Regions from separate parts of the Homo sapiens genome. Here region 2 is linked to region 1. A link is an interaction called in ENCODE POLR2A ChIA-PET data of the cell type or tissue named here. Cell type or tissue: PC-9. All regions are shown on one strand. Links, peaks and the distances in the headings refer to the core of each region. The heading gives the core; the rest is flanking DNA. Region 1 overlaps TBL1XR1 (TBL1X/Y related 1). Region 2 holds the start of MIR7977 (microRNA 7977).

Region 1 (16,710 bases), core at 10,828-13,327:
CAGCTGACTCAATGCTCTTCCCAATCAATCAGTCCACTTTTGGATTCCATATGCCAATGCCAATGAATACCCTTTTTAACTTAAGCCAAAAGTTTGCATGAAGTTTCTATCATATAACTAAAGGAGTTCTGACCCATGCACTTTGGGAGTCCAAAGCAGGCGGATCACGAGGTCAGGAGTCCGAGACCAGCCTGACCAACACGGTGAAACCCCATCTCTACTAAAAATACAAAAATTAACCGGGTGTGGTGGCGTGCGCCCGTTATCCCAGCTACTCAGGAGGCTGAAGAAGGAGAATCACTCGAACCCAGGAGGCAGAGGTTGCAGTGAACCGAGATTGCGCCACTGCACTCCAGCCTAGGCGACAGAGCAAGACTCCATCTCAAAAAAAATAAAAATAAAAATAAAACATTAACTTCTCATTTATGATTATCATCAGTACAAAGCACATTTTCAGATTGGTCCATCAATTATCCATTTACCCGTTTTTTCTATTATTTGACTCGATTGCCATCTTTAAGTATGGCACTCACATATGTCCCTGGGCTTCCAAATTTCAACATTTAGTAAAACCTCTTCTGACCCTCCCCTAAATGCTAACCTTTTAATAAATTATTTCCAGTACTCTAATTATAAGGATGAACCAATTTAAGACTACCAGCTAATCATGAAAACATACCTAAGACAACAATCCACTCAACTATTTATTACGAACCTGCTAGGTCCTGTTCTAGGTAGCTGCAGACAGAATGACACATAAAATAGAGCCCCTCCCTGTTCTCATGCAGTTTAAATTCTGGAGGGACGTTTAAAAAAAAAAACAATGATCAAAGTTACTTCAGAGAGACAAAACTGCAACGTGGAGAATAAGGGTCTGATGGCTGAAAACTGCCGCGGGTGGGCAGTAATTTCAGTGTAACCTCTCTGAGGTGTTGGCATTGGAACTGAGAGGGAATGACATAAAAGAATCAGCTATATAACAATCTCAGGGCAGAGTATGAGGCAAAGAACAAAGTAATTAAGACGCTGAGACAGGAATAAGCTTGTTCAGTGGGTGTGGAGCTGGAATGGCTGGGCACGGTGAACAAGGTGAAACAAGATAAGGTTTGTGAGGTGGCCAGGGGCCAGATCGCACAGCAGAGTTTGGGGAGGAGGGACCCTCATAGGCTAAGATGTTTGAACTTTATACTGAGTGTGATCAAAAACCCTTAAAGGAAGGGGAAAGAGAAGAAAATGACATTTACTGGGCATCTAATATAGTACCAGATTTTAAAAATAAGTATAAATGTTTCTTCTGTGCACTCTATAAAACAATATAAGCATTCCCGGAAAACTTGACTTTACACAGTCACATGCTAAAAGTAACAAGCACTTTATGAGAAAAAAAAAGGAAGACCATCCCTATGCCACTTTGTAACCAAAATATTAACAAAGGCAATGTGAATAAAAATACAAATAAAAATGTTTAATATTAAGTTCCTAATAAAGATACAACTTTCAGGTGAAGGAAGCACACTAAGCAGGTAATTCCAGCACTTTGGGATGCCCAGGCAGGCGGATCACCTGAGGTCAGGAGTTCGAGACCAGCTTGACCAACATGGAGAAGCCCTAATTATACAGGAATCCAGCGATCTATTGGAAAAATAAAGGAGATGGGACCATATTTTAAGACAAGTTGTGGAAAAGGTTCCAGGATCAAACTGGGTAGGGTATAAATATTCTTCACCCATGGAACTGCTGTGGTTTCTTTTCTTTTATAACCTGATTATCAGTCAGGCGCAGTGGTTCACGCCTGTAACCCCAGCACTTTGGGAGGCCGAGGCTGGTGGATCACCTGAGATCAGGAGATCGAGACCATCCTGGCTAACACGGTGAAACCCCGTTCTACTAAAAATACAAAAATTAGCCGGGTGTGGTGGCGGGTGCCTGTAATCCCACCTACTCGGGAGGCGGAGGCAAGAGAATTGCTTGAAGCCGGGAGGTGGCAATTGCAGTGAGCCAAGATCACGCCATTGCACTCCAGCCTGGGCAACAAGAGCGAAACTACGTCTCAAAAAAAAAAAAAAAAAAAAAAAAGATACTTGGGGCTGTGAAGAGATGGGGGAGAATCGCACAACAACCCCCTCCAAAAACTTCAAAGACTAAAAACATGGCCAAACTAGGCCAACAGGAAGAATTCACAAGTGGCCACCATGGCTTGTTTCATTCAGCTCTTAGTGTACTTTGAGCTCGACTATTGTTACCTGATGCAAAACATGAATATGCTGGGGAAAATCACGTATGAACCAGAGCAATCTCCTTGTTGTACTGACATAATTCTCGTATTTACCAATTACATATGAGCCTATTCCGGATACAGACACACGCTGGAGCACAACCAAGTATTCTTTTAACTTACGGTATCTGTTTTATTCTAACTAAATTCTTAAGAGATAAGTCATGGCATTTTGCAAATATGGGAACTGAAGCTCAAGAGAGGCAGGTAAAATGTATCCAAAGTTTCTCCCAGGAGTGAAGCTAAAGGTTGCAGAAGTTATTCCTAAACCCAACCTCAAAGTTGCAACTACTCTTGGGAGGGCTTCAAACCAAGACCTTTAAATTCTACCATGTGCATTCACCATATTTATCAAAGACCATTAGCATGCTGTTATGGTTCCTGTCATTACCAGTTCTCACTTGTAACAAGTCACTTCTATGTTGATTTGTCAGAACAAAGGAGCCAACCAACCGATATATCTACTAGCAAAATACACATGAATCATCTGGAAGAAAACGCAAGAAAGGCAAATGAGGCTAGATAAAATGAGGCAGCTAGATTCACCAGCATATCTGACACAAAAAAGGGAACAAACCAAGTAGAGAAGCAACAAATTAAAAAACATACCCACTACAGGCTGGGTGCAGTCGCTCATGCCTGTAATCCCAGCACTTTGGGAGGCCAAGGCAGGCAATCATGAGGTCAGGAGATCGAGACCATCCTGGCCAACATGGTGAAACCCTATCTCTACTAAAATACAAAAAATTAGCCAGGCATGGTGGCACGTGCCTGTAATCCCAGCTACTTGGGAGGCTGGGGCAGGAGAATTGCCTGAATCCGGGAGGCGTGGGTTGCAGTGAGCTGAGATCGTGTCACTGCACTCCAGCCTGGTGACGGAGCAAGACTCCGTCTCAAAAAAAAAAAAAAAAAAAAAAGCATACCCACTACAAGAAACAGAGCCCAGAGATACAAAAGATTAAAGTACCTACTTTAATCTACAGACAAGTAAACAAAGGGTAAAAAAGGGAAAAGCCCATAAATACGTTCATTCCCCCCCCCCCCATTTAATAGTACCTTGTCTGTTTTAACAACATTCAGAGGAAAACAAAAATGTTACTCATTTAAATATTACTCTCCTTGGAGTTTTTTTAATCTGCTGACGACTTTTTTAAACTTTTATTTTTAAATATTTTTTAGAATATCACTAAAATACTGTTGCAATCATTTTAAGTTCAAAGTTTTAAAACCGAAAATCCTATATTCTCTGACAGTAAATTCTGGTTTCTAGAAAGTAGCTCAAAAACAAATGCGTCATCCTCTACTTTGGAAGGTTCCAAATGATAACAGAATCAAATCTACCAAGACCCCTCATCCCAACCAAATGTCTCTAAATACCAAGATCTCAGATTACCCTGGAATTTTTTTTTTTTTGAGACGGAGATTTGCTCTTGTCACCCAGGCTGGAGTGCAATGACATGATCTCAGCTCCCTGCAACCTCTGCCTCCTGGGTTCAAGGGATTCTCCTGCCTCAGCCTCTGGAGTAGCTACGATTACAGGCCACCACGCCCTGCTAGTTTTTTGTATTTTTAGTAAAGACGGGGGTTTCACCATGTTGGTCAGGCTGGTCTTGAACTCCTGACCTCAGGTGATCCACCCACCTCGGCCTACCACCAAGTACTAGGATTAGAGGCGTGACCCATGGCACTGGACCCCAGACCCGCTATCCTGGATATTTTCATCAGTGAGCTAGAAGTAGAGGATGTTGCCTCAGCTCACTCTGACAACTCGGTGTTGCCATCACCTACTCCCATTTCTTCCAACTCTGAACCTCCTCTATTCTCCAACTCTGTCTTGTCGCAACTCATTGTCATTAAATGAAAATCTGAACTGGCGCAGGTGTAATCTCAGCACTCTGGGAGGCCACGGTGGGTGGATCGCTTGAGGCCAGGTGTTCCAGACCAGCCTGGCCAACACGGTGAAACCCCATCTCTACTAGTAATACAAAAATTAGCCAGGTGTGGTGGCACACGCCTATAATCCCAGCTACTCAGGAGGCTGAGGCATGAGAATCACCTGAACCCGGGAGGTGGAGGTTACAGTAAGCCAAGAGCATGCCACCACACTCCAGCCTGAGTGACAGAGCCAGACTCCGTCTTAAAAAAAAAAAAAAAGAACGCCTCTGCCAGCCTACACTCAACAGTAGAAAACACGGGAAAATACAAGATGTCCCCATGCTAGATTGTGATAGATTCCATGCTAGCAGATCAGGAGAGGAGGAGGTCGGAAGAACCAATCTGGGCCACAGAATCACTTGTGCAACTGGTTTAAAGAGACAAAGGACACAGAGTATACACATCCTTTGACCTCTGAGGGAAAACCACAGTCAAAGAGAAGGGCAGCAGTAGATGTATGGACTGGGTATGCAAGACCATGAATCAGAAAAAAAGCCAGGCAAGAATCATATGCCAGTATCAGGTAAACGTAAGGGTTCAAGTTAGGAAAAAAAAAAAAAAACACACACATGATGAAGGGTCTAAAGAGACTGCAGAATACATAAATATCAGGAAGAAGTGGGCAAGCCCAAATAACACCCCAATTCAGGTTTAACTGCTACGGTCAGGCCAAGGTCTTTGAATCTTTTACCCACATTTTGAGTATATTCCTTGTTTCCCCTAGCAAGTTCTACACTGTTTTCAAGCCAAAAGGATTCTGCAGATGACAAAAACCAAAGAGCAGGGTGCCAGGTTATCAAGCAGACCCTCAAAATTCTTACAGCACAGCCAGTCCCAGTGGCTCATGCCTATTGTAATCCCAGCAGTTTGGGAAGCTACAGCAGGTGGATCACTTGAGCCCAGGAGTTCAAGACCAGCCTGGGCAACATAGTGAGACCCCCATCTCTACCAAAAAACACAAAAATTAGCCGGGAATGGTGGCGTAGTAGTCCCAGATACTCAAGAGGCTGAGGTGATAGGACCACCTGAGCCCGGGGAGTTCAGGGCTGCAGTGAGCCATGACCGTGCCACTGCCCTCCAGCCTGGGTGACAGAGTAAGATCCTGTCTCAGAAAAAGAAGAAAACTCTGACAGCAGGAACACAGTAAGTTCTAAGGACAATTAATTTGTGAAACTGGATGTATCTCCTTTCCAGTTTTGTATATGTGAATCACTCACAAAAGCAACAAGAGTCTACTGTACTAGCAAACGTATACCTCAGTCAGAGCCTCATAGGATTCAACTCAACAATGGAAAGGCTAAAGAGTGCCAGGCACTGTACCAGATGCTGAGGGTCAAGATGGGTGAGAGAGACCTGTTTTCAAGGAAGGATCTCTGCCTAGTGAGATGAGGCAACAAATAACTCTCAATCAAGGAGAGGCCTGTGCTAGAAACACATGACTAGTGGTCATCATTGGCAAGGATGTTAATTTAAGACTGTCACGGAAAGAAGCCTAATGCTTAATCTTCAATCAAATAGTGTAACTTCATGCAGGCAACATGTTATGGCATGTAAATTTTTTTAAAACAATATAATTATCCAAACTTCTTCTCTAATGGGATATAAGAAACTTTATATAATGGTCATTCTTCTAAGTACTGTCCTTTATGAGAAGCATTCAGGGTTCCTAAGCTACAGCTGTTCAGATTTTCCCTCCAAAACTCTTAAATTTACATTTAAGAGCAATCAAAATTCCTTATCATTTGTATCTTACTTCTTATGTATGCCTTACAAAATTGAGGCACCATAACTTCAGAATCCTCATACAGCTTCAGAATACAACCTAAAGACATTAGCACCAATAAATGTAACTCATCCATGCTCTGTCATTCAGAACGTCGACGTTTCTGAGTACTGACTCTAAATCCATAAAAGTAGAAAAGTACAATTCTATACTCCTTTGAACGAGTATTTTCTAAATTCACTGAATAAAATTAAGTAATAAAATTCATTTAGGTTTATAAAAGCATGTTTTTAAATGAAGAGTACAGAAAATGTGTGTGCATAAGTTCCTGATAACCCTTCAGTTATTTCTGCATGTATACATACCCTGTGTTGTGCCATATGGATTTTTAGTGAGAATCCATGTTAACGTTTGTGTAAAATTTAACATATATATTTGAAGTGACTGATAAAGCAGTTGTCAGTTGTCAACCAGAGCAGTGTTGCCTGGAGAAAAGTAGGGATTCCACTCCGGAAAGCAAAAATTTTTTTGAGACGGAGTTTCACTCCTTCACCCAGGCTGGAGTGCAGTGGTGCGATTTTGGCTCACTGCAACCTCCGCCTCCCGGGTTCAAGTGATTCTCCTGCCTCAGCCTCCGCAGCTGGGATTACAGGCACCCGCCACTACACCTTGCGAATTTTTTCCTCAAACTCCTGACCTCAGGTGATCCACCCACCTCAGCCTCCCAAAGTGCTGGGATTACAGGCATGAGCCACTGCGCCCGACCAAAAAACTTTATTTTTAAGAAAGGTACAATCTTCTTTTTCTTGAAACATCTAATCGGCCGGGCATGGTGGCTCACGCCTGTAATCCCAGCACTTCGGGAGGCCAAGGCAAGGTGGATCACCTGAAGTCAGGAGCTCGAGACCAGCTCTTCACCACAGTAACATACTGAGAGTTCACTGCCAAAAATGAGACAAAGACTCTCCTACCTAGTCTCCTGTTACTGCTGAGAAGAGGGCCATGACAGTGCCCTCAAAGGAAGGCTAGTGTCAAAGTCACAGTGCAGCACAATTCTGTGCACCAAAACAGGTGCTCCCTTTCTCTGAGGTTGCTCCAGTTGAAGTTGAAAATGAGCACAACTAGAAGGCAAGCCCCTTTACTGGTAAACTAAATAGCCAACAAAAAGCTGCAAGTGACACAATTGCAAATGACACCAACTGCAACCAAAAATAGCATTAAAATCTAATATATCTGTCACCTTGACATCAATAACACATACATCTAAGTTTGTAAGTCATGACAGGATCGGTGCAGTATCAGAAGCCATAGTTCCACAAATCCCATTGTGCCAAATACTATAATTATTAAAGTCAACCACTATGAGAACCCCAATATTCACCTAATGTCCAAACCCTTGGCAAAGCAATACCTTTGAAATAAGACAAAATGTAGTACTTCTGGACAACCAAAACCTCCTAAAGTTTGCACTAAATTATTTTCTAAGTATCAAGCTTGGATAGGATTCAAAATTCACCAGTTGGCCAGGTGCGGTGGCTCACGCCTGTAATCTCAGCACTTTGGGAGGCAGAGGCCAGTGGATCACCTTAGGTCAGGAGTTCAAGACCAGCTTGTCCAACATGGTGAAATCCCGTCTCTACTAAAAATACAAAATTAGCCAGGTATGGTGGCACATGCCTGTAGTCCCAGCTACTCAGGAGGCTGAGACAGGAGAATCACTTGAACCCTGGAGGCAGAGGCTGCAGTAAGCCGATCGCACCACTGCACTCCAGCCTGGATGAGACAGAGCAAGACTGTGGCTCAAAAAAAAAAAAAAATCATCACTGATTCACCACTGGTCTAAGGACCCAGTCATGAAACAGAAACAACACTTGTTAATCATACCACTACTCTAATTCTGCCAACAAGTCTGAAAAATGAAAATAAGTGTTTACAGAAATATACAGTTACAGCTCTTTAAGAACTGACTGAAAAGCACAGGAGAAATTAACATCATTTTCCCCCTTCTTTTGACCATCCTATCCAAATCCAAAGAAATAAAGTTTTTAAAAGCTTAACCACATGCCTCGATTTTTCAATTTTTTTTTCAAAATGGTAATAAGAACATCAACAGTTCAAAAGGTTACACATGAAAATAAGTCTCTCTGACATCTGACTACATAATCTACCTACCCCAACAGCATTGTTATCAGTCTCTTCCACAGCTTTCTAGAGTCACTCTAAGCACACACAACAAGCATATATAAATACACACATACTCATACACACTGTATTGCATGTGTCCTCCTTTCCAGTCTTCTACCCCTTAAGTTAAAATAGCAGCCAACCGGCCAGGGGCAGTGGCTCACGCCAGTAATTCCAGCACTTTGGGAGGCCGAGGAGGATGGATCACTTGAGGTCAGGATTTCAAGACCAGCCTGGCCAACATGGCGAAACCCCATTTCTACTTAAGTACAAAAAAATTAGCCAAGCATGGTGGCATGAGCCTGTCCCAGCTACTCAGGAGCCTGAGGCAGGGGCATCACTTGGACCCAGGAAGCGGAGGTCACTGTGAGCCAAGATCAACGCCATTGCACTCCAGTCTGGGTCACAGAATGAGACTGTTTCCAAAAAAAAAAAACCAGTATTTTCTGACCCTTTGTCTTTTCATTTAAAAGTATCTTTGAGAAGGTCCCTTATTAACAAAAAAATCAAACACCAAATCTAAATAAATATATAAAAGAAGCATTGGCTGGGCACAGCAGCTCACACCAATAATCCCAACACTTTGGGAGGCAGGAGGACTGCTTGAGTCCAGGAATTCGAGACCAGCCTGAGCAACATAGTGAGATCCTCTCTCTACAAAAAATTAAAAATAAAAAAATTGGCTGGGCATGGTGCTGCTCGTCTGTAGTCCTACCTACTCAGGAGGCTGAGGTAGGAGGACTGCTTAAGCCCAGGAGTTGGAGGGTAAAGTGAGCCATGTTCACACCACTGCACTCCAGCCCAGGTGACAGAGCAAGACCCTGCCTCAAATAAATAAATAAATAAATATAAGTAAATAAAGGAACACTTCACATCTCTCACCAGGTGTCAAAACTAGTGACCTCTGCCAGCAGGACACAAGGAAGTCCAAGGTCAAAGATGTATTCCCATGATACACCTGGGGTTTTTTTGCACAAGAACACAATACAATAACAGTCTGCACTCCTAACCCCAGTCTGTAATTTTACAAATGTATATCCGTTACTAAAGAGGACAGAGAACAGTAATTTAAAGAAAACCCATCATTTTACTAGGGGAAAAATCTTAAGCATGTATATTACATTGTTATATGAATGAGTGCCAAAGAGCACTGCTACAGCTACAAATCGTATCCTAAAATCCTTATTTTTTATAAGTTCTGCCCCATAAAAAGGTAATTGCAGAAAAAGAAAAGATAAATTCATTATCTATTCTCATTACCTTATTTCAGAAACCCAAAGTAGATGAGTCAATTGCCTTATACTGTGAGTTAATGACATATGATAGCCACTAAACAGAAATGTAGCAACATTAGTATACACTCTTCCCAATTAGCCTGTTGAAATTAAAGGAAGAGAATAAAACATCTCTCCCTAACCCATAAACTGTGTTCTATTCACAGTTGAAGGTAACCACTAAAATATGTTATTACTATACCCCATCTGGCAAGGTGTTTGCTTATGCTCATGTCACATACTTTCCAGACTATTACTCTATGAAAGGCTGTAGATTTTTAGTACTTAAATACTCTAAAAAAAATTTCCATATAGATCCCCGTCAAAACTCATAAAATTGAAATCATGGCCAGTCGTGGTGTCTCACACCTGTAATCCCAGCACTTTGGGAGCCTGAGGCTGGCAGATCACTTAAAAGTCAGGAGTTCGGCCAGGCGTGGTGGCTCACGCCTGTAATTCCAGCACTTTGGGAGGCCGAGGCGGGCGGATCACAAGGTCAGGAGATCGAGACCATCCCGGCTAACAGGATGAAACCCCGTCTCTCCTAAAAACACAAAAAAATTAGCCGGGCGTGGTGGCGGGCCCCTGCAGTCCCAGCTACTCAGGAGGCTGAGGCAGGAGAATGGCATGAACCCGGGAGGCGGAGTGTGCCATGAGCCGAGATCGTGCCACTGTACTCCAGCCTGGGCAACAGAGCAAGACTCTGTCTCAAAAAAAAAAAAAAGTCAGGAGTTCGAGACCAACCTGGCCAACATGGCAAAACCCTATCTCTACTAAAAATACAAAAATTAGCCATGTGTGGTGGCGGGCGCCTGCAATCCCAGCTGCTCGGGAGACTGAGGCAGGGAGAATCGCTTGAACCCGGGAGGCAGAGGTTGCAGTGAACCAAGATTGTGCTATTGCACTCCAGTCTGGACAACAGAGACTCTATCTCAAAAAAAAAAAAAAAAAAGAATCCTAGGATCTTAATAAAGGAATTGAAGTATCGAGTATACTCATTCAAGTATTTGCACAAATAAGAGAACTTCAGGTAACATTTCATCTGATCATCTTAATAGACATTTATAGAAGCTAAGTGATTTACTCATGTAACCATGGCTTTACAAAGAATTGGTTTAAAAATACTTGTTTGCTTAATATTAGACCCATGTTAAAATGCTACCCCATTCAAGCAGATGCAAACTAAGAACAAAAAACAAAAGCATCCACTCAAAAACTGAGTCACTGAATGTCTCTTTACAATGTCCCGCTCTCCACTGTGCTGAAAAAGACACAATGAGAAGAAAAGAGAAACACAAAAGGTTATCAGGAAAAAAAGCACTTATTGATTCCACATCCGATCTCAGACAAAATACCGAAGATATCAAATAGACTGACACCTAGTTTATTAAAAAGTTAAAAAAAAATCCACCATTTTAAGGTAATTAAAATTTTTAAACATTTAAAAAGAAAAAAAAAAAAGCTTGAGAGTCCAGAGTACAATTTCCTTTTTTTTTTTTTTTTTTTTTTTTGAGATGGAGTCTCGCTCTATTGCCCAGGCAGGAATACAGTGGCACGATCTCAGCTCATGGCAACCTCCACCTCCCAGGTTCAGGCTAACAGGTAGCTGGGATTACAGGCACATGCCACCACACCCGGCTAATTTCTGTATTTTTAGTAGAGACGGGGTTTTACCATGTTGGTCAGGCTGGTCTCGAACTCCTGACCTCGTGATCCACCCACCTCGGCCTCCCAAAGTGCTGGGATTACAGGCATCAGCCACCGTGCCCGGCCCAGAGAATACAATTTCATATAAAAAAGAATTACTGTCCAGGCACAGTGGCTCACACCTGTAATCCCACCAGCACTTTGGGAGGCCAAGGTGGGCAGATCACCTGAGGTCAGAGGTTCAAACCAGCCTGGCCAACATGGCGAAACTCCATCTCTACTAAAAATACAAAATTAGGTAGGTGTGGTGGCACATGCCTGTAATCCCAGCTACTCAGAAGGCTGAGGCAGGAGAACTGCTTGAACCTGGGAGGTGGAGGGTGCAGTGAGCCAAAATTGCGCCATTGCACTCCAGCCTGGGCAACAAGAGCAAACCTCCGTCAAAAAAAAGAAATTACTCTATTAAGATACCGTAATGACCATCTCTGACCCTTGCAGCCCAGAGTTTTGTTTTTTTAAATTCTACCTCCTGAAACCTTCAATAAAGGGGAAAATAGGTGGCAAACTTCACAGTTTAAATGTTCAACAGGTATTCCTCCTCCCTCATCCCTCAAACCTATTCATTTCACATAAATCTCCTGAATCTGGGTACTCTATGTTTACCAAAATGTATTAACCTTTCAGCATGATCCTTACAGTCCACACTAATTCTGAGTTACAAATCTAAGCTCTCAGAAAGCAGAGCTTTCAATCTAACTCATTTTGTTTGATTCAAAATCATGCTGAAAAGCTTACATTCTATACATAAATATTAAAAATTTTGGGCGGGTGCGGTGGCTCACGCCTGTAATCCCAGCACTTGGGGAGGCCGAGGCGGGTGGATCACGAGGTCAGGGGTTCAAGACCAGCCTGGCCAACATAACGAAACCCTATCTCTACTAAAAATACAAAAAAATTAGCCGGGCATGGTGGCACGTTCCTGTAGTCCCAGCTACTCAGGAGGCTGAGGCAGTAGAATCGCTTGAACCCAGGAGGTGGAGATTGCAGTGAGCCAAGATCATGCCACTGCACTCCAGCTTAGGCAACAGAATGAGTCTTTGTCTCAAAATAAAAATAAGAAATAACAATTTCAGGCCAGGTGTGGTGGCTCACGCCTATAATCCCAGCACTCTGGGAAGCCGAGGTGGGCAGATAACAAGGCCCAGAGGTTCAAGACCAGCCTGGCCAACAAGGTGATATCCCATCTCTACTAAAAATACAAAAATTAGCTGGGCGTGGTGGTACACGCCTGTTAGTCCCAGCAATTTGGGAGGCCAAGGTGGGTGGATCACCTGAAGTCAAGAGTTCAAGACCAGCCTAGCCAACATGGTGAAACCCCATCTCTACTAAAATTACAAAAAAATTAGCCAGGCGTGGTGGCCAGCACCTGTAATCCCAGCTACTTGGGAGGCTAAGGCAGGAGAATCGCTTGAACCCAGGGGGCGGAGGTTGCAGTGAGCGGAGATCACATCCAGCCAGTCTGGGAGACAGAGCAAGACTCCATCTCAAAAAAAAAAAAAAAAGAAGGATGTAACACCAAATTAGTTGCCTTTATAGTCAATTACCCTGGTTGGCTGGAACTAATACAGCACAGTCTTACCATAAAAATTTACTGAAGGGAGATGGTTAAGAGACATTCTTCTGGTAGATAAAACTCACTTACATTGTATAATACATATATCCTATACTGAATGTTAATAAATTAATAGTAATGGCTCAAATGAAACTCCAGTGCAGTCAGAATGCTGTAAAACAGTGAGATCTAAAAACACTATCTTAACTTAGGTACACTACTAAGGAAATAATGAAGAAAAAACCTAACAGATTAAGAAAATAAAGTTCTAGCTGGGCGTGTAAGCGGACACCTGTAATCCCAGCTACTGGGGAGGCTGAAGCAGGAAAATCGCTTGAACCCAGGAGACGGAGGTTTCAGTGAGCCAAGCATGTGCCATTGCACTCCAGCCCGGGCAACAAGAGTGAAACTCCATCTCAAAAAAAAAAAAAAAAAAAAAAAAAAAAAGAGTCCAAAATCTTAAGCATCATTATACCTAACTACCTGACACATATATAACCAGATAAAGTCAACTTACTGTGACACAATTCCTAACTAGACTAGGTTTTCCCCCAGTACTGTGGCTACTATTCCAGAATTAAAAGGGCAAAACCATCCATTTTCTTTTTTTGTGTATGTGACGGAGTTGATGCTCTTGTTGACCAGGCTGGAGTGCAGTGGCGCAATCTCAGTTCACTGCAGCCTCCGCCTCCCGGGTTGAAGCTATTCTCCTGCCTCAGCCTCCTGAGTAGCTAGGATTATAGGCGTGTGCCACCACTCCCAGCTAATTTTTTGTATTTTTAGTAGAGCTAAACATTTTATCATGTTAGCCAGGCTGGTCTCAAACTCCTGACCTCAGGTGATCCCCCTGCCTGGGCCTCCCAAAGTGCAGAGATTACAGGCGTGGGCCACCGTACCCAGTCAAAACCATCCATTTTCATCTAAGAAACTAACAAATTTTTCTTCCTTTGCAACTCTGGCAGCACTAAAATTTAAATGAACAGTTAAATGTGACTATAGCACACCTAAATCTTTAAGGTCTAACTCAAAAAGAAGATGCTGCCACATTACAGTGGAACAGGGCTGTCACTGCTCCCATTTTAACACAGGCCCTCACAATCCATTTTAACATGAAAATGGTATTAAGAACTCTGCCAAATGCTGGAAGGAAAAAGGTCCATCCGTTCAAGAAACATCGTAGTTGGGGCAACAAAACAATAAACAGTTATGGGATTTGTGATCTTCATTAAGTGCAATGGAATCTCAGAGAAGAAATATCCTGAGTCAGGATGGCCAGAAAAGGATTCATGGAAGAAGGGGGACTGAAACTAGGCTATAAGAAGGACAAAGGGAACAACAGCATGCACAAAAGCAAAGTAGTGAGTATGGCAAAAACTACCGTATTTGAGAGGCCGGCAAGAATCCCAACTAAGAGTGAGAAATAAAGCTGAATAGGTAGAATGGAACCTTCTTAAAAGCCAGACTGAAGCATACAAATTCAATCCAGTTGGCAAAGAGAATCCATTATGGGTTCTCCAGCAGGGGAACTGACAAGATGAAACCAGTACTTTAAATAAATTACACTGTCAGTAGTTACAGAAGATAAAATGAATAAGAAAGGTTGCTCAGGGCAACCAAATAAAAACTTAATAATCCAGACCTACAACCATTCATTCATTGAGAAGACAGACTGCTAGGTAACAACACTGGCCTAGAATTCACACAAACTGGGCCTAAATTCCTGCTCTGTCCCCTACTACCTGAGCCTCAATTTTCTCACTGTTAAATTCAGGCATCAGCACTCAGACTGTCACAGTACTTGTCAAAGCACCTGTATAGTCCTGATACATAGAACTTTTGACTATTAGCAAAGTGAACACTAGTGCTAAATTAAGTATGGTTAAAAATGGGAAGTGAACATAAGATAAGGCTCATAGAGGAACTGAACTTCTAAGGACAACTATCTAGACAGCATCTGATAATACGGAAAAGAATACACAGATAAAAAGTGGTCAGGAAAAATAAAATAAAACCACCTACCCAAAGTAATCACTACAGCCTAAAAGGCAGACCCTAGGTTCTGCTGGACCCAAACCTTGAAAGAGTTCCCTTTGTATTTAAAGAGTTTGCCTGGCACGGTGGCTCATGCCTGTAATCCCAGCACTTTGGGAGGCCGAGACGGGCGGTCAGGAGTTCGAGACCAGCCTGACCAACATGGTGAAACCCCATCTCTACTAAAGATACAAGAAATTAGCCAGGCAAGTGACAGGCGCCTGTAATCCCAGCTACTTGGGAGGCTGAGGTAGGGGAATCGCTTGAACCCGGGAGGCAGAGGTTGCAGTGAGCCGAGATCGCACCATTGCACTCCAGCATGGGTGACAGAGCAAGACTCTGTCTCAAAAAAAAAAAAAAAAGAGTTGAAGCTGGGCGCGGTGGCTCACGCCTGTAATCCCAGCACTTTGGGAGGCCAAAGCGGGCAGATCACAAGGTCAAGAGATGGAGACCACATGGTGAAACCCCGTCTCTACTAAAAATACAAAAATTAGCTGGGCGTGGTGGCGCATGCCTATAATCCCAGCTAGGAGGCTGAGGCAGGAGAATCGCTTGAACCCAGGAGGCGCGAGGTTGCAGTAAGAGGAGATCGCGCCATTGCACTCCAACCTGCACTCCAACCTGGGCAACAAACAAAGTGAGACTTTATCTCAAAAAAAAAAAAAAAAGAAAGAAAGTAAGTTGAAAAATGTTTCAAATGGTGCAAGTAGGCTTAAGAAGTCCAACCCAGATGACAGAATAGCAACAAAGGCATGCAAAAAAGATCCACCACCGTACCTACACCAATCATGTAAATTATTCATAGTATATGTAAGCCTTAAACCACAACTTTTTAAGAGTAAAAAAAACCAAGCTAAGTTTACTTCAAATGGGTTACTTAGGAAATGGAGCTATCAAATCCTTCCTATGACATTATGCCCCTACTAAAATAAATAACAAGCAAATAAAATGTAATACAAAGAAACAAACTTCAAAAATCAAACCTATCAGGAGCAACTTACACTTACAGGATGCTTAGAATGTCAACCATTGTTCTAAGTACCTCTCACACACTAACTGGATCTTCTTAACTCTATGAAAGTTGACTGTCCCCTTACACTGATGAAGAAACAAACACATTAGGGCCAGGCGCAATGTGGCTCATGCCTATAATCCCAGCCCTTTGGGAGGCCGAGGCAGGCACGTTACCTGAGGTCAGGAGTTCGAGACCAGCCTGGCCAACATGCTGAAACCCCATCTCTACTAAAAACACAAAAATTAGCCGGGAGTGGTGGCAAGCACCTGTAATCCCAGCTACTTGGGAGGCTGAGGCAGGAGAATCACTTGAACCCAGGAGGCGGAGGTTGCAGTGAGCCGAGATCGCGCCACTGCACTCCAGCCTGGGCAACAGAGCGAAACTCCGTCTCAAAAAAATAAAATAAAATAAAATTTTAAAAAATAAATAAAACGTATGAGGAGCTACTACCCCAACATCACAGCTAGTAAAGGATAGAGCCTGAGTTTGAACTCACTTTAACCACTATGCTACAACACAAAGACTTCAATGATTTTTCTTACACAAATTTTTTGTTTGTTTGTTTTTGAGAGGGTGTCTCCCTCTATCGCCCAGGCTGGAGTGCAATGGCGCGATCTTGGCTCACTGCAACCTCCACCTCCTGGGTTCAAGCGATTCTCCCACCTCAGCCTCCCGAGTAGCTGGGACTACAGGTACCCGCCACCACGCCCAGCTAATTTGTGTATTTTTAGTAGAGACGGGGATTCACCATGCTGGCCAAGATGGTCTCAATCTCTTGACCTCGTGATCCGCCCGCCTTGGCCTTCCAAAGTGCTTGGATTACAGGCGTGAGCCACTGCACCCAGCAAGACTGCATCTTATTAAATGGTGCTAGGGAATTCAGCACAATGATATGAGTTCTATCAATTTCATTTACCCATGTAATCACTCGACCCATTTAGTACAGACGCTCAACTATAGATCATAAACTTGATTAGAAACACAAGTTTTTGGAAGGATGATCTACACGGATCA
Region 2 (16,710 bases), core at 5,299-7,798, 670 kb before region 1:
GCTGAGTCCGGTCCAGAAGCTTTTGAATAACACTAGGAAATGCCCTGGCCAGAAATTCTCAGTTGCTTCAGAACTTTTCCCCGCCTTATGCAATGGCTAATTTTCCCCATGAACAGAAAAGCTGGTTTGAAGCACGGCCAACATTCCCAATGACCCAGGGTATTGGAGGGAGGGGGGTCTTCATGTTCTCCCCAGCAAGGCTGACATGCGAGTCTTTAAGAATGGCAGCCACACTAAGCATATCTAGATGGTTGACAGATGCTGTTATTGATTTGATTTGATTTTAAAATGGAAGCCAAGAGCCTCGGAATGAAAGGACAGGTTTTGAGTTTGCTCTTCTGCTCACCAACCCCAATGGATATTGTACCTTGGTTTCCCAGCCAACGCACCAAAAATGATATGGGTCTGTTGTCTGGAGAAACACCCAAGGTCCTTGTTCTCGCACGGAGAAAATTAGCGACACGGATACACGTGGAGTGGTTTAAGGAGTGGAATGTTTAATAGGCAAGAAAGAAGAAAACAGCTCCCTCATACAGAGGGAGGAGGGCTCCAAATGGAAAACCCCACATGTAGCAGAAAGCAGTCGGTTATATTGGGAGGCTGGACGACGTGGTGTTTGGTTTGCATAGGAGCCAGGGGATTGGTTTGACCAGGTGTGTCATTCACATAGCCTGCAAAAAAGCCAGCTCTCCCACCCTAGCCTTTAAATATGCACATATGGCTACCTGGCTGGTCACCATGATGTTCTGCATACGTGGCAACAAAGAAAAAGTCACGGGAACCACCATATTGGTTGGACCTGGCTTCTAGCCACCAGCATTTGCATATCAATGCTTGCAGGTCTGGTTTTTCAGGCCACTTTCTGTTAGAAAAGAAATGTTTTGGGGCTTGCTTTTTTATTAAAAGAAAAAGCCTTACCAAGGACTCTTTTCCCCTCTCTTGCTGCCTAAAATAATTTCTTAATAACTCCTGTAATACTAGTGATTCTTCGATCAGGAATACAACTTTTCTATAATTTGTGATTTCAAACGTGTCAAGATGGCAGTGACATCATTTTTTCCCATGTGCTTTCTGCTTCTTCGCTTAGAAAATCAGTGGCAGATTTCTCCCAGTAAAGAAGACATATTATTTTAATGTTGCCAAATATTTTATAAATTATTCCCTGACTTATGCTCAAACAGTGACTATAGTTGAAACATCATCCTGCAATGAAGCTCAAAGTATACCAGTCTTACCTATGCGTTCAGAGCTTCAAACAGTTTTTAAAATCTCCGTCTTTAAACGTGAGAAGATAAGCAAGAATTAACAGTTGAAGAAGGCTTCTTTTGTGAAAGAAAAGTACTGGGAAAACAAAACAAAACAAAACAAAAACTGGAGGAGAGAGATAATATAAAAAAGAAAATGTTTAAAGCTTATCGTTGTCTTAAAAGAAGTTTCGTTAATTAAACAAAAAGAGCTTTCTGATTTTAAAATTACTGTAGGCCAGGCATAGCAGTTCGCACCTGTAATCCCAGCAATTTGGGAGGCCTAGGCAGGTGAATTACTTAAGCTCAGGAGTTCAAGACCAACCTGGGCAATATGGCAAAACCCCATCTCTACAAAAAATACAAAAATTAGCCAAGTATGGTGGCACATGTCTGTGGTCTCAGCCACTCAGGAGGCTGAGGTGGGAGGATGGCTTGAGCCTGGCAGACAGAGGTTGCAGTGAGCCTAGATCACATCACTGCACTCCAGCCCAGGGACAGAGCGAAACCCTGTCTCAATAAATAAATAAACAAACAAACAAATAAAATTACTATGGAGCTATAGAAATCAAAATAGTGTGGTACTGACATAAAGATAGGCCTATAAATAAGGTAATGGAACTGAGAGTCCAGAAGTAAAGCCTTCTAATTGTGTCAACTTTTTCTTCAAAAAATTTGCCAGGCCAATTCAATGAGAAAGGACAGTCTTTTCCACAACTAATTTTAGGACTATTGAATATCCAACATGCAGAAAGGATAAATTTAGGCCTTTATCTCAAACTATGCACACAAATTGACTCAATATGGATCAAAGATCTAAATGTAAGAGCTAAAACTGTAAAACTTTTAGAAGAAAATGCAGGAGAAAATCTTTTTGACCTTGGCTAGTCAATAATTTCTTAAATATAACATTGAGACCACAATCCATTAAAATAAATAAACTATAGTCAAATTGGTCATCAAAATTAGAATCTTGGGTACTTCTAAAGAAATAGCTGACAGAATGAAAAGATAATCCACAGACTGGAAGAAAATATTTGCAATATGTTTCTGATAAGGCATTTACATCCAGAATATGTAAAGAACCAAATAGATGACAACAAGCTCAATAAAAACTTAAACAAAAAAATTAAATAGACAATTTACAAAAAAGAATAAAAAGACTCATCAGCACATGTAAAGACATTCAACATCATTAATTATTAGGTAAGTACCCTTTAAAACTATAGTAAGATACCAGTTCATTCGCATTTGAATAACTATAAACATAAAAGACAGACAAAAATAACAAAAGTTGGTAGGGAAATGGAGAAACTTCATATATTGCTGATGGAAATGTAAAATGATACAGGCAGTCAGAAAATAGTTTGGCAGCTTCTTAAAAACTTAAACATGAACTTACTATGTGACCTAATAGTTTCTCTCCTAAATACCTACCCAAGAGAAGTGAAAGTTATTTCCACAGAAAGACTTACATCTCAAAGTTCATAGAAGCATTCACAGGAGCCTAAATATAGAAACCATTCAAATGTTCATTAACTTATAAATGAATAAACAAAAATTGGTATATCCATTGAGTGAAATATTAGTCAACAATAAAAAAATGAACATATGTCATAATATGGATAAAATTATAAAAGCATTATACTGAGCAAAAGAAGCCAGATCAAATGATCACATATTATTAGATCCCACTTATATGAAATTTTCAGAAAAGAAAAATCTGTAGAGACAGAAAATAGGTTTGTGATTAACTAGCTCTTGGGGTGGGAATGGAGAATCATCAAAAGTAGTTGCTTCTGTGATGAGAATGATAGAGCTTAACCACTGAATGTTTTCTAAAGCTTTGAAATTCTATTTCTTTCAAATTGATATGCATGTATTATTTTGACAAAAAGTATGTAAACATAGATATCCGTTTTAAAAAGTAGAGTATGGAAATTGAAGGAATAACTTCACAGTGGAGAATTGTGGCAAACACAAACTTGGTTTGATGGTGAAGGTTAACATCATCAATGGTCAGTCATGTTGATAGCTTGCACCTGGATCTACTGTGTTGACAACACTTTGCTCATGTATTCTTCCTCTGCAAAACCCATTACCCTAGTCTACCCTTGAGGAAAAGATCAGCCAATCCCAATTGAAGAACAGTCTACAAAATACTTGATCAGTAATCCTCAAAATGGTTAAATTAAAAAAAAAAATCAGGAAAGTCTGAGAAATTGTCACAGACCAGAGTAGGCTAAGGATACGTGATGACTAAATGCAATATGGTATCCAGCATGGGATTCTGGAATCTTAGAGGAAAATAGTGATAAGTTGAATAAGTTGTTCAGTGTCATTACTAGTAATGTGTCAATATTGGTTTCTTTGTTTTGATAAACGTACCATGATAATCTAAGATATTAACATAGAGGAGACAGGATGAGGGGTATAAAGGAATTCTCAGTATTATTTTTGTAATTTTTCTGTATATTTAATACTATTATAAAATTAAAAAGCTTATAGAAAAGAAAATGTATGTCTACAATGATGCTCACCTAATGTTGAAGATAGTTGTTTCTTGTGCAGTAGGAAATTGGCATCTTATGCTTGTTTTTCTTTTTAAAATTCTCTTTATTACATACATTCTTTATAATAATAATGTATTTTTTAAAATCATAGCATGATTTTTCTTATAAACAAAACTCAACAGCTATGATGCCCGGGTTTCTGGCTTGGAATACTAAATGGATGGTGATTATATTAGCTAGCTATTACTGCCCTGGCACTACATAACAAACCACTCAAAACTCAATGGCTTACATTGGGTATTGGTTTTCTGTAGTTTAATGAGTTGGCTCTGAATGGGTAGGCTGAGCACCAGGCAGTGGGTTAGGTTCAAGTAAATACACATTCACCTTAGACCAGTATCTACCTACTACTTTTTCTCATAGCAATTGGTAAGACCACAGACGATGAGAAGAAACACATGATACCACTCAATCTGGCCCCTAACAGGCCACTTTTCACTTTACCAACATTCCAGTGGCTGCAGTAAATCACATGGTCAAGCTCAACATTTAGCAGGTGGGAAAATATACCTTCTTCAGTGGGTAGCACTGCAAAGTTGCATATCAAAAGACATGGATGCATAATTATAATACAAAAAGTCCATTGATGATTAAATGCAATGATTTAATCTACCTTAGCAGTATAATCAACTAAGAGGAGAGCAACATTTCCTATCTACATTTTCATACAAAATAGGGAAAGCAATCAGTTCTGCTCCTCATGGGATGAAGGGTAGGAACCTGAGTTTTCAGCACTCCCGAAAGCATTAGCCCACTTCCAGAGCAGCTTCACCCCATCCTTTCCTTTGGGCGTGATGATGAGCATTCAGAATCTCCCACCCCTCCCCTTATAACAGAGCCTAATGAACAACAGACACAATACTGACACTGCTCCAGCATGGATCTTCCCATTAAAAAGTATCTTTGATTTTCAAATAACTGCAGCTCTCTCTCCAAAGTCCCTTATAATTTTTTTCCCTTCTTTTTCCAAACATAACTTTCTTTTTTCACTTTTCCAAAAGTGTTTGACTAGGATTTTCATCTCATGATAATAATTAAAATCTCTAAGTGATTATAGACTAATAAAAATCCATCTCACTTACTTCTGAACCATTCCACTGTAAGAAAACTACTATTGAACATCTCTAAGTCTTTATTTCCTGTTCCATAAAATGGAACAATTAACACATGTCTTCCTTCCGCAAATGATTATTTTGAGAATGGATCAGTTAATTCACCTGTAAACACTTTAAAATCTCTAAATTGTTCTATAGTAGAACATGTTAATATTTAATTAAAAATTATGCCAGTCTGTATATTCTGAGACTATTTACAAAAATTTGATGACCTGACCCCAATATTAAAGGGAGGTAGTTTTCTTTTTTTTCTCTTGTCAAACGTATTGAACTCCAGAATTCTGTCTCATCAATCTTGCCTATTTCTGACAGCTAGTGCCATTGGAAGACATCCTATAAGAACAAATTTTTAGGTTTTGCCCAAAGAAAGTAGGTGATATCATTCCTAAGCTAAATTATTCAGCTTCTGGTTAGTTGCTGTAGAAATTAATGTATAACAGTATATTGCTAATTATTGAATGTGTTATTGCTTCACACCTAATTTTATGTTTTTATTTATTAATAGGCTTTTCTCATTTTAAGTAAAGGAATGTCTTTCACATCCATTATTCATTATTCATTAACTGCTAGTTAAAACAAAGGTAAGATGTGATAGGAATGAAATTTTCTAAATAATAATAGTGTCGGGGAAACATTCCATTAATACCAGTGCATTAAACCTTCTCGAAACTCCACAATTTGGATATTTGTTACAATCTAGATATGTGGCTATACTATGGATTTTTTTTACATACAAAATTATGGCTTTAATTAAATGAAAGAAGTTGCTACTCATGCTGTGTTTATGGATTTTTCAGATCAGAATGAAACAAAAATAAGTTTTAGTGCTAATAAAATGTATTTTTAAAATACATTTATTTCATCCATGAGGGTGAAGGCCCTTGGACCTGTAAAGGCTGACTGAAAAATCACTGACACAAAGCAGATTGATTAATAGGAGAAAAGACTACAAATTTATTTAACCTGTATGCACAGCAGCCTTCAGAATGAAGACTCAACTTCCCAATGAGATGCGGAAGCTTAGATACCACGTTGAGGTTACGGAAAGAATAGGGGCTCAGATCCTGGCAAACAGGTTAGAGGAATGGGAGAAGATGAATTATATTGAGGGGCAGTAAATGATTACCAGGGAGAAAAATTGCATCAGGGAACAGAAACTAACTTGTAAATAGTTACTTATAGTATTTAAATGATCCTTGGAAACAGTCATTTTCTTGAAAAAGAGTCTGTACAGGTGTGGTTATACCCTGGGTCCTCTTTTCTGCAACAGATAATGAGATAACAGGGTGGGGAACAGGACCAGTTGTTCTTGGTGAGTCAGTCCTATCTTTATGTAGATAGGGGAAAAGTCTCTTAAAACACTTGTTGATCTCTAATAATTTTTAATTTAAAACTTTCATTGTACCAGGGAGCCATAATTTGGTGTGAAATATTTTTATTTCCTTCACATAATTTACATATTGGTAACCGTAATAAGAAGGTGTTAGTATTTTTCAAGGCCCAGATTATGATGAATGCTTCTTGAGTTTTTTAAAAAAACACTCCAAAACAGTGAAAAAAATATTAATGGCAAATAGAACATCAAACAATGTACATCGTACTAAATAGAACATGTGCCATTTACAAGAACAGTGCAGATGAAGGGTAAGAATATTTGATACTTTCACACAAAATAAAAAAGACAAAAAAGATTTTCTTAAAGAGTATTAATTTTCAGTTGTTGAAATCTTAAAAATAACAACCTCCATTAACCAAAGCACAGCAATTGAAGACATTATCAGAGATATAAGCCAAGGCAGAACAAAAGGCCTGAAAGGAGGAGGCAAAGCCCAGTGAGACCATGGAGACCTCAGATGAAGACAGGCTTTTCACAACTCTTGCCTGTGTTACAATAGGCTGCTGACATTACCCCTCAAAATATTACCACTAAGCTATTACTGGAATCTATCTACATATTTCCATTTCCCTTCCAGTTGCTCACTTCACAAAAATGTGTCTAAGAGGAGATTTAACTGCAATACGGCTAGAGAGGTTGAGGACTAAGTCTTCCTGCATAAATTCTATTAAACGGCTGCCAGGTTTGTATGTCTGCTGCATAGCAGCAGGCCAATTCACTGACAGTGGGGATGCAGCAGAGAAAGAGTTTAATAACTGCAAGGTGCCAAACAAGGAAATGGGAAGAATTCTCTCAAGTGCTCAAATCCGTTTCATTGAGGGGTCCTGAGCAAAGGCTTTTAAGGGGATTTGTGGAGGGTGAGAGGCTGGAAAATTTGGGGTCATCAATTCGTCAGGGTTAAGGGGGATGAAACTATCAGGATATGGTAACTGCATTCCTCCATGAGTCAGCTTCTTACTAGGCCTTCCAAACCAGCTGGCATCCATTAATATGCAGAACCTAAAGAAGAAGCTCAAACAGAATGCCTGTCATTTCACTATGTCTTTGATTTTATGTCTAGAACTGAAAAAGAACAAAGAGTCTTGTGACAAGGGATACGTTTTCCTGGGCTAGCTAGTAAGTGGCAACCAGCTACAAGGAAGTGAGCTAAAGGGCAAGCTGGCTTAGCGATTGCTGCTGGAAGCCTAATAGGATGTTATTTTATATTTTTTCTTAATTGATTTTATAAAATTTTGTTGGGGATGATTTCAATGCTAGCTCTTCCAACCAAGTTCTGTGACCTTATACCAGTTATGGGACACCTCTGTGCTTCACTCTCTACAAGTAAATGGCAGTACTCAGTGGGTGATTGCAAGGATTAAAAGATAGAATATATTACAGCAATTAGTAAAGGGCCAATATATGACACTAAATATTTTAGTTTGAATATTTGACTTCTTTGAGCATCATTATCTTCAAATAATTCAAATTCTAGTGTCTTATGGGCACACTGGTTATATGTATGTTTCAACACTGTCTGCATGTTTTGGATTAACATAGACAGGATTTTATAAGTACAGATTTTCACTTTTAGATATGAGTGACTTGGTTTCTAAATTACTTGCATTCAATGAGTAATTGCCACATCTTTTATTTTTGGTTTAGTCAGCACAGTCTCTTTAACATAACAATTTATTCTCCACTTTGGCTTTTAACAACATGGTAGAACAGTCTGTTCTCCATGGGAGCTGTAAATAATAACACTAAAACACAAAATCTTGCATGCTATGATAAAACCGCTGTTTTGGCCAAAATTATTAACATTCTGTAACCCATCTATGAAGGCATTTAATTGAAAGGCATATTTGAAATGTGGGAATTAATATTGTCTAACAAGAACAGATAGTGCTGGTGATTCTGTTCTTTTGGGTTTAGATGAGTCAAAAGATCTCAGTCAATTCCTAGTTTGGCAGGTAGAGCTGGGACCATTAAATACTGAAGTATCTTTGAGTATTCATATGTTATATATTGATCTAGCTCTATGGGCTATCCCTCAGAAGTAATTGGGATTACTGTCTAGATTTCAAAATTGCAACCTGATTTGATTTATGCTATACAATCCATTTAATCCCCACTTGTATGTGTGCACTGTAATTTCCACCTGGGTATACTCAATCTGCCAACCTGGAGTTTGTAGCAGACAAATAATTCATTTAACAGCTGTTAAATAGAGGAATCCACAGGTAGCTCTTATTCAAATGTTAATTACTCTCAGTGCCTTGCTCATAAACCCATACCAAGTCAGGTAATTTAAGTTCCATTGCAGAGAGATGCAAAGTAAGATAGGTTACAGGCATCCTAGTGAAAAGGAGGATGGACTTAGTCCTAGAACTGAATGTGCCTAGGACCAAAAACCAATACCAGCATGGATATGAAATAGTGATGGATATTTGTAGGACAGTTGTTGTTTCCCACATGGTAAGAGTTTGCAAAAGGCCTAATGGTGAGAAAGTCATTGCAAATTCAGACTGTGAAAAGAGGCTGGAAGGAGTCAACTGTAAAATTTCCAAACTATGAGACAGTGCTGAGCCAGGACAGAGGTAGTCTGTTGTCAGTTGTTTGAAATACACTAAGTAAAGGAAGAGTGCATTTGGAACCAAGCAGATGATTTTACTGAAGCCAGACAATTTGAATGTTGTGTAGATGATCATTTTGTGCATGGTGATTCAGCAATGTGTTTGGGAGGTGTCAAAAGATAAAATCACAGCAAATTTAGCATAAAGATCTTCTTACTTGGCTTTTATTCACAATTCTAGAATCAGGCAACATCTCATTCTATAAAGTAGAATGAGTGTTCCAATAAGCCCAGCAGAGGAGGTTGGCTTTGTAGACAGAAAAAGGCTGAGGAAGGCAGAAACAGAACAAAAAGCAGATTGGTAATTTCAAAGTTACTTTCCTTGCAAAGGTTTCAGCAGAGGGGACTTCTTTATCACGTCAGCTAAAACGTGTCTGTGGGGATGTGGCTATTCTCTCTCCTGACTTCTTGGGAAGTCTGATAACAACTTAGTTTTGGCATGTTGGTGTGGAACTTCAGCATGAGTGACTCCATTTTGGTTTGATTTGTTGGACATAGTGCAGGAGCTCCGTCCAGACCAAGGGCTTCCTGTAAGTTTTATTTGACAAGGGGTTACTGGATTATCTTTTACCAGCAACTGTTCAGAAAAGACAAGTAACCTAAGGGAGAAAAAATCGATAGTATGATTTAGGATGAGTCAGTCTGCTACTCTGGACCTTAGTTTCTTTCTCTGTAAAATGAGGTGATTAAACTAAATAGGTCTTTGAGGTCCCATCACGCTGTCTGGTATTTGACTATCTCTGGGATTGCTAAAAAGGCAGGAACAGTGTGCTCTTATTTAGATACACCAAAAATGTCAAGTTCTAACTAAATGCTCATCTGCAAGGATGCCAAATCTTAGCAAACAAACATAAAATTAGGGTCAAACCAGGTGATCCAGGAGTAGGAAATGAGGGCTTTCTGAGGCTGACCTGCTTAGCCTCAGAACTCTTAATCCCTCTGCCCAATCAGCTCAACTATTCAAATTTATGTTTTTTTCATTTAATTACGTTGAGTATTGTTGAATATTTACTATGTACCAAATACCCCATAGATGCAAAGGTCTACACAGACTAATGATTGGTAATTACAGATTTAATTCCATTTTTTCCATGTAAATATGTAAGATTTCACTTACATTTTTACCTTCGTGTTAGGTTGTAGGTACTTATAGAAGACAGACAGTGCATATAAACGATTATTTTTATTGTCACTTGACGAATACCCTTTGTTATTGGTGGAGGTGATAAAGAAGAATTTAATTCGAAGAAATTTTTTGTCTTGTAGGCACTGGAATATGCATTCTGTTTGGTGACAACTAAAGATTTGTCTTTAGAGTAAAATTCAGTTAATCTTTTGGTAGCTATCTTGAACCTAGAGACAGAAAATATGTTTGCCAATTTCAAATGATAATTTTCCAGTAATGAATTGATTTTGATGTATTATGTGGGTTTATAAAAATCTTACCATTCATCAACTATTGATTATCAAGAAACCTTCAGGCTCTGTTATTTTTTAATGATTACATGCATATGAAAATAGCAAACATATATACATACAGAAAATGTGGGCTTGCCTCCTTCAAAAAATACATAGATTTTACAAGATCTGTATATACGATATCCATCTCCTTGTTTTCTAAATCTTTTAATATTTTTCTTAACTTGATTCCCCTCTATTCGTTTGATCTATTATCTACTTTTACTGCATCTCTTTTCATCCAGAGTTGCCATCCTCACCCTTTTATAAGGAATACCCTCCATTTTTGCAACTACATCCCCTGGGTATCTTTGTGCTATAAGGCCATAATAAGATGAGATGCCCAAATTTGGAGAAGATGTCAGTCTTAGAAGCTCTGTCATCTATTTTCAAGAAGCTACAATACTGACACACAGACTACTGATTCTTGCTTGTATCGCCTCAGATGTAACTTTATATCACTAAAATTGTTCCTTAAATACATTAGAATGTCCCCAGGAGATATTTCATGATCACAAACCAGTCCAAACTCATTTGACATCTCTGATCTTGTAATGGATACCACAGTTCTCACTAAAAATTGCCATGCTCCTTCCACTAATGTAAATGCCCTGAGTAGTACTACTACTAGTACTATTATCTCCTGCTACCATAAGGAATGCTCTGGAACCCAGGAGATGTCAAAGCAACATGGTTCTCTATTACAGTGTTTCTCAAAATAACCAGTGCACCAACTCTCAGTTAAGAAGAGTAAAGAGATTCTGCCAGAATGTAAATGAACACTCTTCCTCCTTCGTCAAGCCTATCTTGTTAGTATTAAAAGAAAAATATTAGCTGAACTAAACAATGTCCTCATTGACATGGCCAAGTTATGTTCTGATTCAAATTCCTTATCTCATCATGGACCAACTCATATAGACTGACACTGATCCGTGGACCACATTGTGTAGTTCTGCTCTATTGTGTGGTAGGGAAGAAAAATGGCTCTCCCTCTTCTGATATTCAACACTTTAAAAAGCATCTGAGCAGTAACACTGATGCCTCAGTGCTTGAAGAGTTTTCAGGGAAAGAGCCCATTTATGTTTATTCAAGGGAGAAGACTCACACTTGAGTCCATTGAGAAGTGGGGCTTGGACAATGTCTAATCCCATGCTTTCTTCACAATTAGCCCACTCCACCAACCACTAAGGCCTCTTTCTTGGATCAAGTTCATGATGCCAGATACTTTTCTCTTTTGTGATAAGGTCTCTTTTCCTCATTCCTCATGTAAATGGGCCTTTGGCAAGTCTGTCCCTCCGGATCACCAGATATGTCTTAATCCTGCTTAGACTCAAATTCATATTTAAACTGGGACTCAAGCCAGATGCATTTTTCAATGTCCTTATTCATTAGTTCACCATTTATTGAGCAGTATGTGCCAGGAAGAACATGAAGTACAGAGGTGGATAGGGCATAGCATTTACCATAAAGAACCTGGAGAATAGTTGGGGATAAGAATGTATAAAAATGCATATAATATTACATTAACTCTAACTGTAATAAGACAAGTATAAAAAGATGGTAGCAGGCAGATGTGATATATGATTAAAAGAATAGAAAAATATTTTATTAAGCTACAGTTGAACAAGCTTTGCAGAATGTTTATGATTTATAATAAGGCAGAAGAGTTAATGCAAAAACAGCATTAAGAGGACTGATAAACTATTGGATGTTTTCATTTGTGTTATCATTTTATTTGTACCCACTCTGTGCCATGTGGAACTTGACCTCATTGTTGATAATTTCTCATGCTCTGGTCTTTACTGACTACATAAAATAAAAACAACCAGTGGATCCAGGACAATGCTGTATCCACTACTTTTTTCCAGTCATAATCTTAGCTTACGCCATATAAACATCAAAAAAAAAAAAAAACCCATGATTTATTTCTGGTGTTTTATCAGACTAGTGCTTTGAAGATGTGAATAAAAGGACAATGATAGATCTAAATGGTTTGAAAGTTAATTTTATAGCAGCTATATTTGTGCAAGATGGTGATTATTATCTTGAAAGGCCTTACTATTATTTAAAAGCATTTCTCTTTAAGTCAGAGAAAACTTTTATACTATCAGTAATTTTCCTGCAGTCTCTCCATACTAAACTTAATTGCTTCCTGTGCTCCCTGTTAGATTGATTTGGATCTCATTAATGCACTGTCTAAAAGCTTTAGTTTATAAAAATGAATAATTTGATGAAGAATTACAATTAAGACTTGTTTCTTTAATAGCAATGTTAGTCAATTTAATGCAAATCAGTATGGTATATTTGGTTCCATTTTGAGACTACTGCTTCCTATTATATTCCATTTCAGCTAAATTTCTTGTTGATCCTTAAGAAATAAACATGAGTAATAGCTCACAAAGAAACTACCTCCCATTTCTTGTAGTATTGTAACATCTCAAAATGTTTACATGAATAGACAGAGGAAAAGCAACTCTTCTCACTTTACATAATAAAAAGATAACGGCTTCCTAGTGGGTGGCTGAGAGATTTCATGTCTTGAATACCAGGGAATATTTTGGGGAATATTTTGTTCTAGGCTTGTCTCTTAAAATAATTCTATTCTCCTTAATGAAAGTAAACAAATAAATATCCTTCATGGTCGGCACAAGGAAGGAAAATTAGTGTAGGAAGCACCTGGACTGCATGACTTTGCTCTGTCCCCAAGGTTCCCTTTTCCCTTGGGGTCTCATTAATTGCCACTACAGTCATCCTCAGGGAGGAGGATACTTCCCCTTAACAGTGCCCTACACATCCTGCTCCACCTGCCCTGCTGAGGCTGTCTGGAACACTTAAATAAGTGTTGGAGAATAACAAAAGGAAAAACAATGTGAAGAATATTGACTATACATAATGTGACTTGTAAGGCATCACTTACTATCTCTGTTCCCAGGCCACACGTGTGCTTGTATGACCTCAATAAAAAGTGGAGGGTCTTATCTAAATTCCTCTCTTCCTAGTAGAATGATATATTAGGCCATTTTTGCATCACTATAGAGAAAAGAGATTTAATTGGCTTATGGTTCAGCAGGCTGTATAGGAAGCATGGCACCAGTATCTGTTCTGCTTCTGGTGAGGGTCTCAAGGAGCTTTTTTGACTTATGGCAGAAGGTGAAGCAGGAGCAGGCACTTCATGGTAAGAGAGGGAGTAAGAGGGAGAAAAGAGAGGTGCCGTGCACTTTTAAACAAGCAGATCTTGTGTGAGCTGAGTGAGAACTAACTTATCACTAAGGGGGCAGTGCTAAACCATTCATAAGAGATCTGCCCCCATTATCAAATCACCTCTCACCAGGCCCCACCTCCAACACTGGAAATCGCATTTCAACATGAGATTTGGAGATGACAAACACTCAAACCATATAAAATGGCGAAAATATAAAAAGATGCTATCTTTCACCGATCATCAGATGCCTTATGGTCTAAGCTGAGAGAATGAGTTTAGCCCCTTTTTCCCATCTACCAGCACAATGGTCCTTAAACTTTAGTGCCCACAAGAATCACGGTGGAATTAGTAAAAATGATAATCTGAAGACCCTACTTCCAGAAAGTTTGACTCAGTAGGACACAGGTACGCTATAATTTTCCAGATATTTCTGGTTATTGTCTCTGAGAATGACCTTTAAGTAAAGTGAAACTTCATCCACAGTCTCAGCATAACCTTGCAGTTTCCATAGCTTGATCCAAGCATAATGATCCTTTCAGAATATAGGCATATCTCAGAGATACTGTGGATTCTCTGCTAGACTACCACAATAAAACAAATATGGCAATAAAGTGTGTCACAAAAATATTTTTGGTTTCTCAGTGCATATAAAATTTATACAATGCTATAGTCTGTTAGGTGTGCAATAGCATTATATCTTTAAAAAACAATATACATACCTTAATTTATAGACACTTTATTGCTAAGAAATGCTAAGGACCAGCAAGTGGAGCAAGATGGCAGAATAGAAAGTTCCCTCAATTATCCCCCAACCCCCACTCAAGGAGAACAGGTTAACAACTATCTCTACAGAAAAAACACCTTCATAAGAACTAAAAATCAGGTGAGCACTCACAGTACCTGGCTTTAACTTCACATTGCTAAAAGAGGCACTGAAGAGATAGAAAAAAACAGTCTTGAATCACCAAAGCCACCACTCCCCCCTCGGCACTCCCACACCACCTCCCGCCAACCTCCGGCAGCAGTGTGGTGCAGAGAGCATCTCTGGGCACTGGGGGAGAAAGAACAGAGCAATTGTGAGACATTGAACTCTGTGCTGTTCTGTTCTGTTAGAGCGGAAAGGAAACCCAGAGCAAACTCAGCTAACGCTACCCACAGAGGGAGCATTTAAAACCAGCCCTAGCTAGAGCGGCATCAATGATCCCAATGGTCTGAACTTGAGCACCCACAAACCTTTCCACTGAGGGCCAAAATGCTCTTGGTCTCTAAGTAAACTTGAAAGGCAATCTAGGCCATAAGGACAGCAAGCCCTAGGGCTGAAGTGGTCCCAGAGACAGTTGCAGGGAGCAGAGGTGGGGACACTGCATACTGAGACACCACTTGGGATAGCAAGAGAGGGCTGGCATCTCTCCCCTAAGCTGCACAGCTCACAGCTCCAAAAGAGACTCCTTCCCTCCCCTTGAGGAGAGGAAAAGCAAGAGTGAAGAGGACTTTGTCTTGCATCCTGGATACCAGCTCAGCTACAGCAGGATAGGGCATCAGTCAGAGTCAAGAGGCCCCCATTCCTGGCTCTAGCTCCCAGACAACATTTCTAGACATACTCTGGGCCAGTAACCAGGGAGTGGTTATAGCAGGTTTTGGTCAAAACCCAGCACTGTGCTGGTTTCAGGTCTGACCCAGCACAGACACTGTGGTGGTGGCTACAGGGGTGCTTGTGTCACTCCACCCACAGTTTTAGGTGGCTCAGAACAGAGATAGAGACTCTATGTTTGGGAGAAAGTAAGGGAAGAGAAGAAGAGTCTTCCCCTGATAATCCAGAGAATTCTCCCGGATCTTATCCAAGACCATCAAGGTAGTACCTCTATGGGTCTGCAAGAACCACAGCGTTCCTGAACTTGGGATTCCCCCTAAAACAGAAACAGCTTAGATCACAACACCAAAGTCATTTCAAATATCTGGAAAGCTTTCCCAAGAAGAAGAGCTTCAAATAAGCCAAGACAGTGAAGACTGCAATAAGCGTCTAACTCTTCAATGCCCAGACTCTGAAGAATGCCTACAAACATCAACACCATCCAGGAAAACATGACCTCACCAAATGAACTATGTACAACACCAGGGACCAATGCTGGAGAAACAGAGATATGTAACCTTTCAGACAGAAAATTCAAAATAGCTGAGTCGAGGAAACGCAAAGAAATTCAAGATAGTACAGAAAAAAATTCAGAATTCTATCAGATAAACTTAACTAAAATATTAAAATTAAAGAAACAATCAGAAATTCTGAAGCTGAAAAATGCAGTTGGCATGCTAAAGAATGCACTAGAGTCCTTTAATAGCAGAATGGATCAAGCAGAAGAAAAAATTTAGTGAGCTTGAAGACAGGCTATTTGAAAATACACAGAGGAGACCAAAGAAAAAAGAATAAAAAACTGTAAGCACACCTACAGGATCTAGAAAATAGCCTCAAATGGACATATAAGAGTTATTGACCTTAAACAGAAGGTAGAAAAAGAAATAGGGCTAGAAAACTTATTCAAAGTGATAACAGAGAACTTTGCAAACCTAGAGAAAGATATCAATATCTAAGCACAAGATGGTTCTAGAATACCAAGCATATTTATTCCAAAGACTACCTCAAGATATTTAATAATCAAACTCCCAAAAGTCCAGGATAAAGACAGGATTCTAAAAGTGCAAGAGAGAAGAAACAAATAACATAAAATGGAGCTTCAATACATCTGGCAGCAGATCCTTCAATGGAAACCTTTCAGGCCAAGAGAGAGTGGTATGACATATTTAAAGTGCTGAAGGAAAAAAGAACTTTTATTCTAGAATAGTATATCCAGTGAAAATAACCTTCAAACGTGAAGAAAAAATAAAGATTTTCTGAGACAAACAAAAGCTGAGGGATTTCAGCAATACCAGATCCATTCTACAAGAAATGCTAAAGAGAGTACTCTAATCAGAAAGAAAAAACATTAATGAGCAATAAATAATTACCTGAAGTTACACAACTTACTGGTAATAGTAAATACACAGAAAAACTCAGAATATTATAACACCGTAACTGTGGCATGCAAACTACTCTATCCTAAGTAAAAAGACTAA

The links. ChIA-PET counts read pairs that join two places held together with the same protein. Peaks named below come from ENCODE experiments on the same cell type or tissue, not always from the same donor. Only the 100,000 strongest peaks of a DNase experiment are listed, where the experiment ranks them.
Region 2: POLR2A ChIA-PET joins it to region 1 with 6 read pairs; 2 of 35 experiments call an interaction of 5 or more read pairs at or near these places.

Annotation. Positions count from the first base shown.
Region 1 is chr3:177,177,066-177,193,775 of GRCh38, forward strand. The region is part of intron 1 of TBL1XR1 (TBL1X/Y related 1); the gene reads right to left. Among named protein-coding and RNA genes, the nearest start is that of TBL1XR1, 12 kb to the right of the region's middle. RefSeq lists a silencer at 4,416-4,710 and an enhancer at 16,635-16,710. In PC-9, for the core only: no CTCF peak of the experiment used is centred there; no DNase peak of the experiment used is centred there; H3K27ac peaks cover 723 bases.
Region 2 is chr3:176,514,730-176,531,439 of GRCh38, forward strand. It overlaps MIR7977 (microRNA 7977), which reads left to right and starts at 374; the gene lies at 374-422. In PC-9, for the core only: no CTCF peak of the experiment used is centred there; no DNase peak of the experiment used is centred there.